3 separate regions of the Mus musculus genome follow, and all the other regions are linked to region 3. The links are chromatin contacts, found by POLR2A ChIA-PET in ENCODE. All regions are on one chromosome and are shown on one strand. The core of a region is the stretch at or near the end of the contact, and the rest is flanking DNA. Distances in the headings are between cores, read along the strand shown.

Region 1 (2,710 bases), core at 118-2,617, 320 kb after region 3:
ACCTCTGAAAGGCTGGAATCACAAGCACTCTTCAAAGTACTTAGTAAGCAAGACAACTTTCCACTCATTTCACATCGAACTCACAGGCAAACCGGGACGCAAGTGTTTTCTCCAACCATTAAAAAGAAAAAGCACCAGGTGTGTGTGGGGTCTGGGCTGGAGAGAGGTTCCCTCTCACCATTGTCAGGAACAAGAGTCAATCTGCAGGCTGAAAGACCTCAGACTACCTCAGCCTTTGTGAACCTCGGGCTCCCCCAATTACTTGGGCAACCTAAACTAAACGGCAGACCGAAAAACTGAAGCTTAAAACGCCCAGGGGTAAAGTTTAAAAAAACAAAAAGCAGGAACGCCCATATCTGGACTCCTCCCCCGCCCTAATCAAAATGTGGACAATGGCGTCCACTGCGAACAATGTTAAAGGTTAAGTTTCCTATCCCTGTGTACAGATGTGGCCCTGAGGGAAGGGCCCGAGCAGGCACCGGGCTAAGGATGGAGGTCGCAATCGCCCGCTTGACTAACCATAGATAGAACCAAAAGTGGCTCCTGGAAGCCCAAACCCCATTCAGCTCCAAAGCCCGCAAGCGTCCTCGGCACTCTCGCAACTTAGATACGGCCCGCCACGCGGCCCGGGTGCCCCAGCAAACTCGCAGGCCTCCGGAAGGCGGGGCGGCGACGCGACCACACAAAGGCTGCGTCATCAGCAAGGAACAAAAACCTCGCTCAGGTTCTCTGCAATCCGCCCGCCCGGCCCCGAGAGTGACCTTGGGCGACCCCCAACCCTCGCCGAGCCTCAGTTTCCCTTCCTACTTGGCGAAAGAGGTTCTCCGGCCAGGCCGCGGGTTGGCGAGCGGATACCCCCACACAAGACATTTCCCTACTTCCGACGACGGCGCCGCTCCATGTTCCGACAACCGCGTGCTCTCCGGGAAAGAGGCGGCAGAGGGCCCAAGCCGGAGAAGCGCGGTTCTGCGAGAGGCGGGCGGCCACCAACCCCAGTGCGGGCCGAGAGGCCGCCCGCGCTCCACGCCCGCACCGCCCTGCCCCGCCGCTTCCATGCTGCGGAGCCCAGCCTTACTTGGAGCTGGGGTTTGCTGCCAGACGCCTCGGCTGATGAGCTCGGGCAAGGACGTACCGACTCCAGCCGCCGCTGAGGAGACCCGTTCAAGCAAGCCTCCACCGCCTCACGAAGACCCACTTCCGCTCGTCCGGCACCGGCCCGCCCTTCTCAGCCCTTATTGGCCTCTCCCGCCTTTTCTCCCGTGCTCTACCGGTTTAGGAGGATAAATTGCAATTTTATTGGGTGAGAAAACCATCTATTACCACTTTGAAATACACCTTCTTCCGGTCACGCCCCCCGCCTGCTTGCGGGAGCTTCCACTTCCCGCGAGAGTGCCGCCAGTCGCGCTCCTCCCACGAGAACTTGGCGGTGTCGTTGCTGAGGCGCGTCGCGAGCTTGCCCGCTGGGTGTTTGACTTTTCGTTTGGCTTCTGACCTGGTATACGGTGGCCCTTACGGCTGCATCTAGCCCTAAACCATAATCCGTACCCTTCTCCGTCTCCTCGGTCGTTAATGAGGCGTACCAGAGACTCGCCCAAGGCCCCAATTTTCTGCTGATCCACAGGCAACCAGGCCGGGATTCGCACCATAAGTGCCAGGCTCTTAGGCATGTCGGTCCCCGGACTCTCCCTCGCAGGAATCCCATCATCTGGACAGGGGGCTCACCTATACGTTTGGGAGGCCTACCTGGAGGAAGCTTGAGGACTAGACGAAAGAGAACGTCCAGTTAGACATTGTGTGTGCTAAAGGCGGGGGAAGGTAGAGCTGGGCATGCCCAGGAGTCTGCGGGTTAGCTGCCCAAGTGTGTCGGGGCAGAGGCGAGAAAGGCAGGACTCAGAACACAAGTCCCATGGAATGCAAAGAACGGCCTCGGGCAAGACCAGGGCCTGGAATTGGGTCTTAGGACATCTCATGTTACAGAATCTCTCTTACCTGAATCTGAAAACCAGTATAATAACTTTAGGCAAGTCTCAGTCCATTCACACCTATTACAGGTTATCCATTTTACCTACTTCTGCCGGTTAATAAGAATGTGAGTGCTAACAGGTAATACAAGTCCTGCTGCTCCTGGGCTAGGTGGAGGGATGGGTTTAGCAACTGGAAAATGATCTATCCATAGATAAATAGCAACTAGAAAGAAATAGATGAGGACCCTCAGACTACTTGAGCAGATGATTTGAAGGTTATCCTAAATGTGGTTGAATTGCTTCTGTGGGGATATAGATCCTGGAAGATTGATTAACATGGCGAAGCAGATCAAAACCCGACCGTTAATATTTTCCATATTACAATCTCTGACGTTTTATGGAATTATAAGAGAACTTAGGATAAAGTGTGTATGATAAATACATACCTGACTCCAGTGTAAAATGTGTTTTGATGTTTTGGGCATGCTTTCCAAATGTTATAAATAGGAATAAAGAGAACTTACATTTGTAAGAAAAATGTAGGTATTTCTTATAATTTTTTGAATACTTAAATCAGGTGAGACCAAAACAGGAATATATACCCTTATAGGTTAAAGGTTCTGTTTGCAGTTAAACAGTTAAATATTTCTTGCCAGGAAGTAGTGGCCCACACCTTTAATCCCAGCAGAGATTAAACTCAGGAGGCAGAGGCAGGCAGATCTCTAAGTCTGAGGCTAGCCTGATAG
Region 2 (2,700 bases), core at 9-2,508, 450 kb before region 3:
CTGAGTTTGAGGCTAGTTTGGTCTATATAGTGAATGCCAGGATAACCAGAGCTAACCAAACCAAACCAAAAATAGATCTCAGAAAACAGGTGCTAACGTCTGCAAACCACCAGGGTTCCAGATATACTGAACCCTTTTTGTGGAAACACAAAATACAGCTTAAAACTATTAAAAAAAGAAAAAAGCACCACTCCCCCCAAATATCCCCTACCCTTGTCCTCCATGTATCTCCCTATTGGAGACCCTTTCTGGTTGTACTGGTTAGTTTTGTGTCAACTTGACACAGCTGGAGTTATCACAGAGAAAGGAGCTTCAGTTGGGGAAATGCCTCCACAAGATCCAACTGTAAGGCATTTTCTCAATTAGTGATCAAGTGGGGAGGTCCCCTTGTGATTGGTACCATCTCTGGGCTGGCAGTCTTGGTTCTATAAGAGAGCAGGCTGAGCAAGCCAGGGGAAGCAAGCCAGTAAGGAACATCCCTCCATGGCCTCTGCTCGGCTCCTGCTTCCTGACCTGCTTGAGTTCCAGTCCTGACTTCCTTGGTGATGAACAGCAGCATGGAAGTGTAAGCCGAATAAACCCTTTCCTCCCTAACTTGCTTCTTGATCATGATGTTTGTGCAGGAATAGAAACCCTGACTAAGACACTGGTCATCCTTACCAGACGACTCTTCTGCCTGTCCCTCCTGGGCCCAAACTGCTGGTGCCTGTACCAGACTCCTGGGTTCCTCGAGCACCAGGTTGTCACCAGGCCAGGCCATGTCCCCAACAGGCTTGCTGGGCCTCACTATGTCCATTGGATTTTCTCCAGGGCTGCAGGTGCAGAGACTAGGCAAGTGCACAAAGCCTTCCAAACAGAAACCCCGGAGGGGAAGTGTCTGGGATGTGTCCCAAAGACGGAGCTGAGATAGCTGCTCCCGGGTTTAATGGCAAAATCATCTTCCGCCGCACTTCTTGTGTGATTACGAGGAGTGGGGCGGTGCATAAGTGCGCTTTCCCAGCTGCTTCTCCTTACAGCCCCGCTAGTGAGCTCTGAATTTTGCAGCCCCAGCGTGAAAATACCTTGGGATAATTGCTCTTTGCTGGTGTTGGGCAGGGCGGAGCCAGAGACCGAAAAGTGGGCAGTCATATGGGCGGGGCCTGGGGTGGGCGGGATCGGATTGAGAAGGGAGGCGGGGCCTCGCGGAGACCGGTTGATGGGCGGGGCTACAGATGGGCGGTCCTACAAGACCCAGTCCTGTCAGTCTGCTAGCGCTTCAGAGGAAGATGGCGCCTCGAAGAGAGAGGGTCTCTACGCTGCCCCGGCTCCAACTGCTAGTGCTGTTGTTGCTGCCGCTGATGCTTGTGCCCCAGCCCATAGCAGGCCATGGCGGCAAGTACTCGCGAGAGAAGAACGAGCCGGAGATGGCCGCCAAGCGCGAGTCCGGGGAGGAGTTCCGCATGGAGAAGCTGAACCAGCTATGGGAGAAGGCCAAGCGGGTGAGCGGGGCCAGGGAGACGCGCGGGGATGGGGGCGAGGTGCTGCGTGTGAGCGAAGGAGAGCAGGGCCCTGATTGAGAGGCCAACATAACCTCTGGGACGGGGAACGGCCTACCCTTTGTACAGCCCCCCTTTAAATGTCAGGTGGGCCATCTTGACCTCACTTGTAATAAGAGACCCATAGGCCCTAAAGGAACTTGGTGCTGGTGTCAAGGGCCTGTGGTTGCCTTTAGTGCAATTAGGGACCCTAAAGAATGAGTGACACCCACCCTTCCTAGCTGTGGACACCTCTGCCCAAAAAGCTAATTTTCCAAAGAGCCAATTCAGATGGAGGTAGAGGGGAGGGGGGGCACTTTCTACATGGGGCCAGACTTGGAAGTCTTTTCTTTATCTGTATTTACTCCAATGAAAGAAAAAAAAAAACGGTGCCCTGAGATAAGACTGTATGGAGATTGCAGAAGCCCCAGTTGCTAATGGAGCTGGTTAATTTGGGTAAAGCAGTTCCTTAGGGGATTGGAATTCCTTAGTATAGGTAAACACTACACCCTGTCTGGGGAATGCTGAAGTTAGATTTAGTAGCTATGCTAATCTCTCTTCCTTTTGAAATGGAGATATCCAGAGCCTGAGGGCTGGCCTGGAACTTGGGTCCCCTCCCAGATTACAGTCCTAGGCTAGGACTTGGGCTTTTGTTTAAGTATTCTTTCAGAGCCACACTATCTTCCTCTAGAGCTTGCAGAGGGTTGCCCTTTAGCCCTCCAGCTTAAACATTCCTGAGTTTGAGGGGAGAGTAAATAATTTGCAAACTAAGTGATTTTTTAAAATAAAACCGTGTAGAACTTTGGCCCTGGAGACTTTGGATGGAGAGGTAGTTGGGAGGTTGGCTTCTGGGGAAGGGGAGTGGTGCCTCACAGACAGCTTAGTGGCCAGCCAGTGTCTTTGAGAGACTGCTGCAAGAGGGGGACAAGTGTCCAGCCTGCAAAGGTTTAGGACAGCCCTGTGGCCTGGAAAAGCAGTTCAGCTTTCTGGGGGAAGGGTCCGGGAGCAGAGCTGGGAGTGGCTGTGTGAAGAGCATGGGAGCAGTGGGAACCATCTAGGGTAAAAGGCTGGCTGTCCCTGACCGCCATCTCCAGGGGTGTGCCCACGGGATGAGTGTGCTTCACCTGGGATTACCCAGTAAGATGAGGATGGGGCCACGAAGACATTAGCAGGTACCGTCGAAGAC
Region 3 (2,700 bases), core at 180-2,679:
GGGGTTTCAAAGCCCTTAGTTTGGTATTCAATTCTGGACACCACTCACTATAAGAAATTTCTGACAATGTTTCTTGTTAGGGCTTCCCATATTGAAAATAGTTATATTGTCCAATTAAGATTCTTCTTCCTGAAAATCACTTGGAACGTAAATGGACTTGTGGGGTTTTTTGTTTGTTTGGTTGGTTGGTTGGTTTTTCGAGACAATGTTTCTCTGTGTCGCCCTGGTTGTCCTGGAACTCACTTTGTAGACCAGGCTGGATTCCAACTCAGAAATCCACCTGCCTCTGCCTCCCGAGTGCTGGGATTAAAGGCGTGTGCCACCATGCGCCACCACTGCCCGGCTAAAATCAATTTTTAAAAGGAACAAAAAGAAAAATCAAAAACATCTGTTACTCACTGGTTTTTCTCAAAGAATATACTTCACATTCTGTGAGGTGAACACACTGAAGCTTCTTAATAGCGTCTACTTCCCATGGAACCTTTGCCTGGGTAATCCTAGAAAGTGTGCAATGCATAACTTTCCATACTCTGTCTTTCAGATTAGCAGCGCTGAGAGTGAGATGGAACTCAATCAGCCCCTTGTGCCTGTTAGGCTAGCGCTACTGTTTCAAAACAACAAAAGTTAGCCCAGGATCACTGACTGACACCCGCTAAGCTGCAGCTCCAATCCAGAATTGGTTCCAGTAGAATCAAAACTCCCTTATTAGACAATAAGGTACCAAGGAATCAGGATTCTCTCCAAGGTTAAAGTTCCTAGGAGGCGCTACCTTCGGGGAGACGGGGAGCCCGGGGTGCACCCACCTAGACGGGCCTTCAGCAACAGATTGTTGGCCACGAAGTTCTCGAGTTCCATGATCGCTGTCCTGCGCCGTCGCTGCCGCGGTTTCCGACGTCGAACTTTTCGGAGTCGAGGCAATGGAGACGGGGAAGGCTGCGGGGAAGGAGATCCTAAACCCGCGGCAGAAGCCTCGGGGCATCCCTTGTCCTTTGAGGAACGCGGCTTCTGGACGGTGGCCCTCCGCGACAGCGACCGTCTCTGTCGCTTCTTCCTCCGCCTCCTCCGGGGTCGCCACAACTGCCAACAGGAGCGCTGCCGTCGTCGCCGTCGCTGTCGCCGTCGCGGTCGCCGCGGAGATGGGACACGGGTAGGCTCGCTACGGGTTCCAGCTCTGTTGCTGTCCCGGCAAGGGGCTTCCGCTATCGGCGCCGGCGCGCGGTAGCTCGAGCTCCTCTCAGCATCATCGCCCAGGCCCAGGGCGCGTAACTCTCTCCTCAGCGCCGGGTCCTGGGCAGCACTCAACCTTCGCCGCGCCCTACCCTACCGAGGAGCTTACAAACTCGAGAGCGGTCTCCAGCGGCGACGGCGACAGCTCCAGCAGCGGCAGCCGCAGCCGCCAGTTAACTCGCAAGACAGCTGGGCCCCGGCTAACGGTTTTCCTCCAGAGGGAGCCCGAGAGCTCCCCTCGGGGCGGCGTCTGAGGATACTGTGGCGGCTCTCGGGACACTACAGATCCCATAAGGCCCAGCGCCAGGAAGTCGAGGAAGTGTGGCCTCCTGGGAGTTGTAGTCTTTAATCCAGTAAACTGTAGTGCCTGTTTAGTGTCATCCAGGACTTGTGTACTTCTCGCGAAATACGGGAAGCTGACGCACTCATCGCGAGACGAAGCTGGGCGTGGTTTTACATCAGCATCCTATGCACGAGTTTCTTGAACTGCTTGGTCTGTACGCACTGTCGTCCAAAGTGTGGCGGAGTGAATGTCATGGGGAAAGCCAAGCGGACTGGGGCGCGGAGGCAGGTCCACAAAGCGCCCGCAGGGGCGTCCGGAGGCCCGGCGAAAACTAACCCAAACCCATTTGAAGTGAAAGTCAACCGGCAGAAGTTCCAGATCCTTGGCAGGAAGACGCGCCACGATGTGGGCCTGCCCGGGGTGTCCCGCGCTCGTGCCATCAGGAAGGTGAGGGGATAGGCTCTACCCAGGTTCTGCGTACTATGCCCAGTGGCTAGTGAAAGCCATTTGGGGAGAAAAAGATTTATTTGGCTTACACTTATATATTTCCATCATTGAGGAAATTAGAGGCAGGAGCTGATGTAGAAGTCATGAGGGGTGCTGCTTACTGGCTTGCTCTCTATAGCTTGCTTAGCCTGCTTTCTTAAAGAACCTAGGACCGCTGCTAGCACATAGGTGGGCCCTCCGCGGTCAATCACTAATTAGTAAAATGCTCTTTGGGCTTGCTTGCAGCCCGGTCTTATGAAAGTATTTTTTTCCAATTGAAATTCCCTTCTTTCTGATGACTATACTTTGTGTCAAGTTTGCCTTAAACTAGCCAGCAAAACGATCAGGACTGAGGCATAACACTGCCTCTCCTTTGCTTGATATCGAATGCGCTTCCTCTGGAAACCCTTCCTCCTTGGGATCTTCCAGGTATACATTCTTCTTGACTCTTCTTGGAGCTTTTAGGGCCTAAGAGTCAATCTCTTCTGAGCTCTGAGCTGCCCTGTACCACTGCTCTGTATGCTTTGACCATGACAGTATTCGTCCCGTGGATAGGGTTTACAGAGTATGCTCTTTGAATGTTTGGAAATTGTCCTTCCTCTGAATTTCATGAGCTTGTCCCTTGGGAAGTCACTGGAATAGTACCTTTTGGGGATAACCTCATAGCTTCCATCCTTGTTCTTATGGCCCCATCTCAAGAGTAT

The links. ChIA-PET counts read pairs that join two places held with the same protein, here RNA polymerase II (POLR2A).
Region 1: POLR2A ChIA-PET joins it to region 3 with 37 read pairs in embryonic stem cell. The contact joins the promoter of Rnf4 here to the promoter of Grk4 in region 3. POLR2A ChIA-PET finds 5 or more read pairs at or near these places in 4 of 5 experiments (Patski and embryonic stem cell).
Region 2: POLR2A ChIA-PET joins it to region 3 with 34 read pairs in embryonic stem cell. The contact joins the promoter of Lrpap1 here to the promoter of Grk4 in region 3. POLR2A ChIA-PET finds 5 or more read pairs at or near these places in 4 of 5 experiments (Patski and embryonic stem cell).

Annotation. Positions count from the first base shown.
Region 1 is chr5:34,334,907-34,337,616 of GRCm38, reverse strand. It overlaps Rnf4 (ring finger protein 4), which reads right to left and starts at 1,367. Exons shown (of 8, transcript NM_011278.5): 1 at 1,076-1,367. It also overlaps A830049F12Rik.
Region 2 is chr5:35,104,257-35,106,956 of GRCm38, reverse strand. It overlaps Lrpap1 (low density lipoprotein receptor-related protein associated protein 1), which reads left to right and starts at 1,258. Exons shown (of 8, transcript NM_013587.3): 1 at 1,258-1,478. The coding sequence starts at 1,266.
Region 3 is chr5:34,659,108-34,661,807 of GRCm38, reverse strand. It overlaps Grk4 (G protein-coupled receptor kinase 4), which reads right to left and starts at 1,429. Exons shown (of 16, transcript NM_019497.2): 1 at 804-1,429. The coding sequence starts at 855. It overlaps Nop14 (NOP14 nucleolar protein), which reads left to right and starts at 1,660. Exons shown (of 18, transcript NM_029278.2): 1 at 1,660-1,957. The coding sequence starts at 1,763.